Linked DNA regions of Homo sapiens: region 2 is linked to region 1. Evidence: read pairs that join two places in POLR2A ChIA-PET (ENCODE). Cell type or tissue: MCF 10A. All regions are shown on one strand. Each heading gives the region's core, and the rest is flanking DNA. Links, peaks and the distances in the headings are about the cores only.

Evidence for each region. ChIA-PET counts read pairs that join two places held together with the same protein. Peaks named below come from ENCODE experiments on the same cell type or tissue, not always from the same donor. Only the 100,000 strongest peaks of a DNase experiment are listed, where the experiment ranks them.
Region 2: POLR2A ChIA-PET joins it to region 1 with 10 read pairs; 10 of 35 experiments call an interaction of 5 or more read pairs at or near these places.

Annotation. Positions count from the first base shown.
Region 1 is chr6:7,465,484-7,470,862 of GRCh38, reverse strand. No RefSeq gene overlaps it. Among named protein-coding and RNA genes, the nearest start is that of DSP, 73 kb to the left of the region's middle. In MCF 10A, for the core only: no CTCF peak of the experiment used is centred there; DNase peaks (open chromatin) are centred at 962 and 2,222.
Region 2 is chr6:7,547,735-7,553,113 of GRCh38, reverse strand. The region is part of intron 1 of DSP (desmoplakin); the gene reads right to left. Among named protein-coding and RNA genes, the nearest start is that of DSP-AS1, 7.3 kb to the right of the region's middle. In MCF 10A, for the core only: no CTCF peak of the experiment used is centred there; a DNase peak (open chromatin) is centred at 2,553.

The DNA of each region.
Region 1 (5,379 bases), core at 122-5,121:
TCCTTGATGGTAGAGCAGCATCCAAGCCAGCCAGGGGTGGGTCGCTGGAAAGACAGATTGAGTCCATGGCTGCAGGAGGAGAATGCTAGCAGTTAAAAAGGTGAGACCCAACTAGGGGAACAGAAATGTGTAGGGGTTAAAGACCAGTGATTCTGGCTAGTAAAGGATCCTGAACCACCGAGCGCATTCATTACTGTTGCCCTTATTAATCTTAACCATTGATTATATTCACCCAGACAGGAAGCAATAGTTCTGTGTTATTTAAGTGACCAGTGAACATGAATTATTGAGAACTTACTATGGGCCATGTACTGGAGTTACAAATATAGATGCCTTCCCTTGAGTTTCTCATATCCTTTGAAATACCTGCATTGAAAAAGGCAGAGTAGGCCAGGCGCGGTGGCTCACACCTGTAATCCCAGCAACTTTGGGAAGCCGAGGCAGGCGGATCACCTGAGGTCGGGAGTTCAAGACCAGTCTGATCCGCATGGAGAAACCCTGTCTCTGCTAAAAATACAAAATTAGCTGGGCATGGTGGTGCATGCCTGTAATCCCAGCTACTCAGGAGGCTGAGGCAGGAGAACCACTTGAACCCAGGAGGTGGAGGTCACGGTGAGCCAAGATCATGCCATTGCACTCCAGCCTGGGCAACAAGAGTGAAACTCCATCTCAAAAAAAAGGCAGAGTAAACCTGGATTAATTTCCAAAGCATCAGAAACAGTAAGGAATGTAGATTTTAACAAAGTCTCACTTGTTTTTTGATATATCGGGTTCAGAGAAAAAAAAAGTCTCATGAAGTTTTGCCTTTACAATTTACATTCCCAAGATCTGAGGGGTCAAACAGAAATGAAGGCAAACTCAAATCTAGAGTTCTGTGAGAGTGGCATTTGGGTCAGGGTGGATGGAGAAATAGACCACAAGGCAGGGATGGGAAACTCGGGCTGGCAGGGCTATTGGGACAAGCTCCAAACCAAGCTTACATGGCCTTATGCCAGATGGATATGGATTACAAATGGGAAAACTGCTTTTGGTTTATTTGCTATATAGTTTTTGGAGAAAAAAGTGATTCGACTAAGAATACTAAAGGGAAATAAACTACGAGTGTTAACAGTGATTACCTCTTGGTGGAGGGATTAGGAGTGATTTGATTTTCTTCATAACTTTTCATATTTTAAATATTTGTGATGTAGAATACTAATTCTATAATCTTAGAAAAGATGCTATTTTTAGAATGCAAAAAAAAAAAAAAAAAAATCAAAAAGAGGCAGGATACCAGGAGTGGTGGCTCATGCCTGTAATCCCAGCACTTTGGGAGGAGAAGGCAGGAGGATTACTTGAGCCCAGGAGTTACAGACCAGCCTGGGCAACACAGCAAGACCTTGTCTCTACAAAATATTTAAAAAATTAGCTTGGCGCGGTGGCTCACGCCTGTAACCCTAGCACTTTGGGAGGCCGAGGCGGGCTGATTACCTGAGGTCAGGAGTTCGAGACCAGCCTGGCCAACATGGTGAAACCCCGTCTCTACTTAAAATACAATTAGCCAGGTGTGGTAGTACCCACCTGTAATCCCAGCTACTCGGGAGGCTGAGGCAGGGGAATCGCTTGAACCCGGGAGGCAGAGGTTGCAGTGAGCCGAGATCGCACCACTGCACTCCAGCCTGGGGGACAAGAGTGAGATTTCGTCTCAAAAAAAAAAAAAAAAAAAGAAAAAAGAAAAAATTAGCTGGGCATGGTGGCATGCACCTGTGGTCCCAGCTACTCTGGAGGCTGAGGTGGGAAGATCACTTGAGCACAGGAGTTTGAGGTTATAGTGAGCCTGTGATAGGTTTTGCTCTGGGAGCTGCACATTTGCAACCACTTCCTCAAGGAGATTCTGTAATAGTCCCATTCACAGACATTTTATTTTGTGCTTGTTTCTAAAAATTACTTTGAGTCATAGTCATTTACTCACCTCCATCGCTACGTGTTGACACGTGTGACAGCCAATCTGCTGTTTAATAATGTCTTTCTGCAATTAACCCTCCCACAGTGCAGCTGGGGGACGTGGATACGCGGTCCCCTCTCACAGCAGAACAGGGACGTGGGAAACTCATGCTCTTTTCAGCCATGGGTGGGAGTGCCCGGGCTCTGACTCATCCATGCACCAAACCGCTTTATCTCCTCCTTCCTCGCCCTACGCCCTCCCCATCTCGTCCTCTGTAGAAGCCAGGAGCTGAGATAAAAGTGGGCACACTGCTCCCCAGCTGCGAGGAGGCTGCGGAATTAGGAGCCAGCCTGGAACTCATAGCGCGACCCTGATAAGCTTCACGCATGCGCCATGACGTTCATCCCAGGCTTTCGGAGCCCTTGAGAAGCACTAATGTAGGAATCCTGCAGGCCCTAGGAAGTGATCTGGGCTTGTCAAAGTGGAGAAAACTGTGGCGCAATGGGGCCCAAGGTCATGATGAGTATCTTGCAAGGGGATGCTCCTGCAAGAACTCAGGACTTCTGTGTTATTTTTTAACTCTTCCATCCTCATCCTTCTTCCTGTTACTTTCTGGAATTCAGCTCATGTTTTCAGTAAGTAGGGGAAACATAACAATTCAGTACAAAATATGATCCACAAATAGACACCCACTACTTCCAGCAGCTTTTAGCAAAGCTTTTCCTCCCTAACTCTCCCAGGAGTATCTGATCTCTCAGGTTTTATTTCTTACAGTGCCAGCACCCTTTTGGAAGGCCATTGACTCACGTTGTAAGACTCTGTTTCCCAGACTTCAATGTGCATAAAAGTCACCTGGGATCTTATTAAGCTGCAGCACTTCATCCAATAGGTCTGGGTGGGGCCTGAGGTTCCGGATGTTGAAGAATCTCTCTGAGACTGCTGCTAGTCCACGGACCATACTTTGAGTGGCAAGGAGCTGGACCTAGGAAACCACCTGTAGACCATACTCCTCTTAATAAACGACATCTGGAACCTCACAGTTCCTTCCCTCACTTTCAGCTTTCTGGGAGATTATTCTGCACCTTAAATTATTCCAAGTTTAATCCTTCTGACTCTTTTGAGTCTTGCAAACCACGCTAATGTTAGCATATCACAGCACTGTGTAGAGGTAAGAAAATCATGTTTGTTTAAAAGCCTGTACTAGCTTGGGAGACAGTATTATCTCTGATTGCACTCCACACAATTAATAGACATGCTCCTTGAAGAGTAGTACCAGGTATAATTGTTTGCTAAGCAACATTCCAATGCAATAGACTGAAAAAAGAACAAAATTAATAGGAGGTCATTTGGGAGCAAAAAGAAAAATTACCTTTCAAAACAACCATCCAATGTGTCTCAAGTACATAGTCCAGGCATCTAAGAGGCTTTACACTATTGTTAGTGTCCAACATGACCTTTCGCCTCCACCGTTTTATTTATGGGCCCCGCAGTCGTCATGGCAACACTGATAACCAGCTTCTCAATGCCCAAGGAATGCCAGAGTCATCAAAGCACTCTCATTTTTTTAAGTCTTCCAGCCTGTCACCCGATAAACTAAAAGGCAGTTGAGGCTCGGAGGCACACTTTCTAAATAAGAGGGTAGATGGTAAAACAGGAGCCTCCCCTGACTGAAGACCTCAAGGCCCAGAACAGGAGACCATTACCAAAGGATGAGCCTCGGTTGCGCCCCTCTGGCACAGATACCAACTGTGCAGCCCCTAGGATAAGGACAACGTTTGCATCCAGCAGCATCTTACTGCCCACCAGCACCTCCTGAGATGAGTCTGCATGGTGAGGACCACGGAGACAGGGCTGTGAACTCATCCATCATGTTCCATCCCAAAGTGGGTGGAACAGGCGGTGGCTGAGGGGGCTCTGGTTTCATCTGTACCGCACATTTTCATTCTCTGCACAAACTCCTACAGCCCCACTACATAAAACTTCACTTCGTTCTTTAGTATTGGGAAATATTTCACCTGTACTGAAAAGTGCAGCTAATATTGCAAATATGTCTGTGCCAGCTTTATCAAACATTGATTTTGTTTAAAAGAAACAAACCTGTATGGGTATTGTTAATATTCTCTGGGTGTCCCTCCCAATCCTCTTTCTCTTCCTCTTTGCAGAGCTAACTATCATCTTGACTTTGCTATTTATCATTCCCATGCATATTTTATGCTATCGCTTCGTTATATAATAAAAATGTGTTATTGTTTTGCATGACTTTGCAGAAACAGTATCACACTGTATGCATCCACTTGCAAACTTGATTTTTTTCACTCAATGTTATGTTAGTGAGATGTATCCATGTTGATACATGTAACTCTAGTTCATTTTTTTTTTTTTTTTTTGAGAGGGAGTCTCGCTCTGTCACCCAGGCTGGAGTGCAGTGGCGCAATCTCTGCTCACTGCAACCTCTGCCTCCCGGGTTCAAGCGATTCTCCTGCCCCAGCCTCCCAAGTAGCTGAGATTACAGGCACCCGCTACCATGCCTGGCTAATTTTTGTATTTTTAGTAGAGATGGGGTTTCACCATGTTTGCCAGGCTGATCTCGAACTCCTGACCTCAAGTGATCCACCTGCCTCGGCTCCCCAAAGTGCTGGGGTTACAGGTGTGAGCCACCGTGCCCCGCCAAGTTCATTCATTTTTATTTGCTGAATAGTAATGCATTGTATGAAGAAAAATGATTTACTTGTTCATTCTCCCATTCAAGGGCATTTAAATTTCTTATTCTTTGGAGTCTAATTTGCAAACCATGCTAATGTTAGCACATCACAGCACTGTATAGAGGTAAGAAAGTCATACTTGTTTAAAAGCCTATACAAACTACGGAGACAGTATTATCTCTGATTGCACTCCACATAATTAATAGCCATGCTCTAATGGATAAGTTAGTTATTGCTTAAATTTTTCACTCTTTCAAATAAGGTGTTCACAAACATACTTGTAAATGTCTCCCTGTGCCCATGTCCCCAGGCTTCTTACCTAGGAGTGGAATTGTTGGGACACAAAGTAGGTATATCTTTAACTTAACTAGATGCCATCCTCCCTGGAGTTCTCAGTGTTCCTGAAAATTCTGGACCTTTTAAGGTCCAATTAATTTGCTCTTCCAACATCTACCAACTCACACTTCCACCAGCAGTAGGGAGAGTAGCTATCTCCTATCTCTCCACATCTTTACCAACACTTAGAATAGTCAGACTTTTTATTTTCTGGTAGTCTAGTGGAAAGCAAATTCCATCCCTACCCCTTTTATTAATTTATGTATTTTATCTTTTTTTTTTTTTTTGAGGCAGGGTCTCACTCTGTTGCCCAGACTGGAGTGCAGTGGAATGAACATGGCTCACTGCAGCCTCAGCCTCCCAGTCCCAAGCAATCGTCTCAAAGTAGCTGGGACTACAGATGCGCACCACCACGTC
Region 2 (5,379 bases), core at 62-5,061, 82 kb before region 1:
TGAGGGTATACACAAACTTTGTACTATTTTGTAACTTTTCTGCAAATCTAAAACTATTCTAGAATTAAAATGTATTAAAAAACAGAGACAGGGAGGACAAACACAATTGTGAATGAACGCACCGAAGTGTACATACACATTTTTAAAAGTGAATTTATGAGATCAAATTCATTTGACCACAAAATATAAAACTTGCCAACTTCTTTTTACCCAAGAACTAGACTGATTAGTTATACCACAGTTAGAAACGAATTACATCCAGGATAAAGGAGGTAAGGCAACCAAACATTGGCTTAAAACATTGGTGGGTTTGCTCTGTTTTTTAATTCCCTCCCCCTAGTTTTAGAAGACATTCCTATTTCTCTAGAGATCAGTTGACATCCTATAAAGAGAAGACACCTTGCCTGCCTTCCCTTGCCTACCCATATTTGAACTTAAAAAAAAAAAAAAACAACAGGTAACTTTATATGCTGCTAATAATACCAAATAAATTCTTCGTGCTTTTCTAAAGGATTTCCATTTCCATATGTTCTTTTTTTTTTTTTTTTTCCGAGATGGAGTCTTGCTCTGTCACCCAGGCTGGAGTGCAGTGGCATGATCTCGGCTCACTGCAACCTCCACTTCCTGGGTTCAAGTGATTCTCCTGCCTCAGCCTCTGGAGTAGCTGGGACTACAGGCATGCACCACCACGCCCAGCTATTTTTTTTTTTTTGTATTTTTAATAGAGATGGGGTTTCACCATGTTGGTCAGGCTGGTCTCAAACTCCTGACCTCAAATGATCTGCCCACCTCGGCCTCCCAAAGTGTTAGGATTACAGGCGTGAGCCACCGCGCCCTGTCTCATATGTTCCTGATATCCACTAAAAAACTTACATGTTTTGCACAGCATCTTAGTAAATAAATTAACAACTGTATAGGAATGGGGAATGCACAGAAATCTAATCCTTTGAAGGGTTGAAAAAATAAAAAGCTTAAGTGTTGGAACAATGAAATAAAGAATCTTTGATATCATTATTTGTCTATTGGGAAGTGTGATCTGATTAACGAAATTTCATCATATACACAACTTTTCAAGACCGCGTCTGATCCTTAAAACAAGGTCTACTTCTATCTTTCATCTGTAAGAATCCAACTTCAGTCTTAGGTGTGGCCAAGAATTCCCTTTGGAAACAGACCGAGGCGAGAAAAGGAACTAGGTATATACCTTGTGAATGGCTCGGTCCATCAAAACAAGATAGAGGGAGACTCAGGCCAACTAAGGTATAGGGAATCCACCTTGCCAGGTCAGTTTGCTTGTCTTAGCCCAATGAAGAATCCACACAGAACTCGCTGTACTTAATCAGGGAGGAAGTTCAGCGGAAATGATTTCGACCCATCGGGTCAGTCTGATGTCAGACATACACCAGCTGTATGTGTAGCACTGGATTCTTCAGCACGAGAGCCAGGAGAGCTTGCTTCAGGAAACATGCCTGTTTTTTTTTTTTGAGAAGGAGTCTCACTCTGTCGCCCAGGCTGGAGTGCAGTGGCACAATCTCAGCTCATTGCAACCTCCACATCCTGGGTTCAAGTGATTCTTCTGCCTCAGCCTCCCAAGTAGCTGGGATTACAGGCACACTGCCACCACGCAAAGCTAATTTTTGTATTTTTAGTAGAGACAGGGTTTCACCAAATTTTGGCCAGCCTGGTCTCAAACTCCTGACCTCAAGGGATCCACCCGCCTTGGCCTCCCAAAGTGCTGGGATTACAGATGGGAGGCACCACTCCCAGCCAGGAAACATGCATTTTTTTAAAAGCTGTAATTCAAACCTTTCTAAGTCAGATTATATATATATATGTTATTGACTACACAATTTTAGATTTTTTTTTAATCTCAGAAATTTCTATCTCCATCTGTTGGGCTAAATGGTATGTAAGATTTCTTCACCTCATTCATTCTGTAACTCAATTTTAGGAAATGACCAAACTCATTCTTCCTTACTGAAAATAATACAAATGTCTATGTTAAGTTCATGGTAAATAAATTTATTCATGCTAATTGAATTAAATTTAATTCATATAGTGCAGTTTGGGAAAATGCAAAATTCTATAATGGATAAAGAAATAATTTTAAAATGATGTACTTACAAGCGTATACACATTTTTTTAAATCCCTACCCTCAAAGAAATTTTTAATACTGCTACATATGGGTGTTAGGGGTTGAAAGATTTTCAAATCATGTTAGGAATTAAATTAACAAGCCATGAAGTTCGATTTTTAAATCCCATTTCAGTGGCACAGAAGATGGCAGATGTCATGTGCTTTTTTAAAAAAAAAAAAAGAAAAAGAAAACAACTCATTTGGGTCAAATTTATCAAAAGAATATTGACTTCCAAACCAAAATTAATAGGTGCCCTTGAAAAAAATAACTCATCCTTAAAAGTTTTTAACTCTTCTGAGAGATAAATGAGTCATATTACAAAGAACCTACCTGCACATACTTTTTTTTTAAGTTCATCCTAAAACTTGTTTAAACAAGTAAGGATTCCAAATATTTGCATAGAGAGCCCTTCATCGGTGGTTAAAAAGAAAACAAGTTCTGGATTCTAATCCAAAGACGGACCACATGAATATGTGAACAATATTACCAAGATTTCAAGGTTTTATTTTACTACCTTTAAAAAAACATTTTTCTTTAAAAATAGGACTCCAAAACTAGCTGTCCTAAGGCATTAGCTTTACATGTGTTGCCAAAAATATTATTTTTAAAAATACAAGACAAGGTTGGGTGCCGTGGCTCATGCCTGTAATCCCAGCACTTTGGGAGGCAGAGGCCGCCGGATTGCTTGAACCCAGGAGTTTAAGATCAGCCTGGGCAACATGGCGAAACCCCATCTCTACAGAAAAAAAAACAAAAACAAAACAGCTGGGCATGAAGGCACACGCCTGTAAGTCCCAGCTACTCGGGAGGCTGAGATGGGAGGCTGAGATGAGATGGTTGAACCTGGGAGGCAGAGGCTGCAGTGAGCCGAGATTGCACCACTGCACTCCAACCTGGGCGAAAGAACAAGACCTTGTCTTAAAAAAATAAAAATATTCAGAAAGATAAAGGAAAAAAAGTTCATACTTTCAAAAAGATAAAGAAAAAACACAAAAAAACAAGACAAATATTTCAAAGAGGGACATTATAGGCAAAAACAAAGTTTTTAAATGAAGAGTTACTCTCTTTGTTTTATAAAAATACTTTTATAATAACTATGTTGCTCATTAGACACTTGGACCATGCCCCCTAACTTTGCCTTTCTTTTTGTTTATATATTTTCTCTCTAACTGGACTCCTTTCCTTCCTTCCTCTTTCCATCTCTCCCTTCCTCTCTCTCCTCTTCTTTTGTTCATTCAGTCAACACAGGCTCTTGTACATATGCCAGAAAGACTCATATGTCTCTCTGTTTTCAGGTTCACAGAATAATTACCTAGGAAAAACTCAGGAAATGTGTGTTAGGAATTATGATAGTTATATAATGCTTTAATATTGACCGTGAGGCCTATTTGCTTAGCTCTTTATAATTTTCAAAGCATTTTTCACATATACTATTTTGTTTGAGTTTCTTGAAAGGATCTTTCATAAAAAGAAAAATATATTTTTAATACTTCATTTAAGGATGATACTTTACCTCTAAGATTCACTAGCCGGGTACGGTGGCTCACGCCTGTAATCCCAACACTTCAGGAGGCTGAGGCGGGAGGATCACCTGAGGTCGGGAGTTCCAGACCAGCCTGACCAACATGGAGAAACCCCGTCTCTACTAAAAATACAAAATTAGCCTGGCGTGGTGGCGCATGCCTGTAATCCCAGCTACTCAGGAGGCTGAAGCAGGAGAATCGCTTGAACCTGGGAGGTGGAGGTTGCAGTGAGCCGAGATCGCGCCATTGCCCTCCAGCCTGGGCAACAAGAGCAAAACTCCGTCTCAAAAAAAAAAAAAATTCATTAAACACTCTCTATATACATCAGCTGAAATGCTGTGTTAGCCATCCTTCAAAAGTTCAGAACTTCAAAAGTTACAGCCTTCTGCAAGGAGTTTTCCATATCACACCTCTGCATCCTCTCCTCTCTTGCATTAGTTTAAACACACCTGGCTACCTGCTCCTGGAGAGCAAAGTCCCATGTCTTAGTCATCTTGGACTCCTACAAACACTTAACCTAACAACATAAATAAGGTTCGGCACACAGAAGGTACTTAATGAATGTTTGTTTGGCTTAGTAAAGTGGAAGAAAAACAAAGGCAAACAAAAGACCCATCTGAGGGTATTATGGCTCATCTCATTACCCTGATTTCAAAAGCTCAACCAGAGAGCACAGCTCTCCCCTCCCCATTCCCACTCCAGCAGTGAGCAAACATGGTGGATTTTTTGTCTCTATAGATTTTAGAAAGACAGCCTCCTTTGATCCTGCATTTTGTCTTCGCCCAGCAGCTACAGAAACAGTACTCTAATAAAAGTTCTGCTTCTTTTCCAGGCGGTTTTCTCGATTTTCACACTGTGTGTTTGGCAGATTGTGTTTGTGGGATAGTGGAAAACTGATCACATATCATTAACTTCAGAAGGACTTTGAAGTAGGGCACAGTTGGAGTCCACGCCCAGCTCAGCCACTTCCAGTTATACAGCCTGTGACCTTGAGCAACTTAAAGTGACATCCACTGGCAGTGCCTGGAGCTTCTGCCTCTGTGACAGGTAGAACACCCCCCTCCTGGGGCTGAGGTGAGGCTCAGAGGGGCACTGCAGAGGCGGAGACCTCACTTAGTGATAGCTCTTACTTGCGGAGGCTGCTGCTGTTGTTATGGTTCTGAAATTTCTTTCTTTCTTTTTTTTTTTCACGGAGTCTCGCTCTGTTGCCCAGGCTGGAGTGCAGTGGCATGATCTCAGCTCGCTGCAACCTCTGCCTCCCGGGTTCAAGCGATTCTTCTGCCTCAGCCTCCTGAGCAGTTGCGACTACAGGAGCCCGCCACCACGCCCAGCTAATTTTTGTATTTTTAGTAGAGACGGGGTTTCACCATATTGGCTAGGCTGGGCTGGAACTCCTGACCTTGTGATCCGCCCACCTCGGCCTCCCAAAGTGCTGGATTACAGGCGTGAGCCACCGCGCCCGGCAGAAATTTCGTTTTTGTGTTTTGTCTTTGCCCCAGTCCATAACTTTAAGGATGTCCTGCAGCAAAATGGAGGCGGGGTGATAAGAAAAAAAAGAGAAAGAGGAAAAGGAAGAAATGGATTGGGTATTAAGTGTGAGGCATTTCAGGAGTTCCTCAGGTTCCCTACAAGACTCAAAAATAACTGAGACAATTCACAGAGAGTGATACACTTTAGCAGCATGAAAGAAACTTATTGAGGGTAAGAAAATTCAAAGG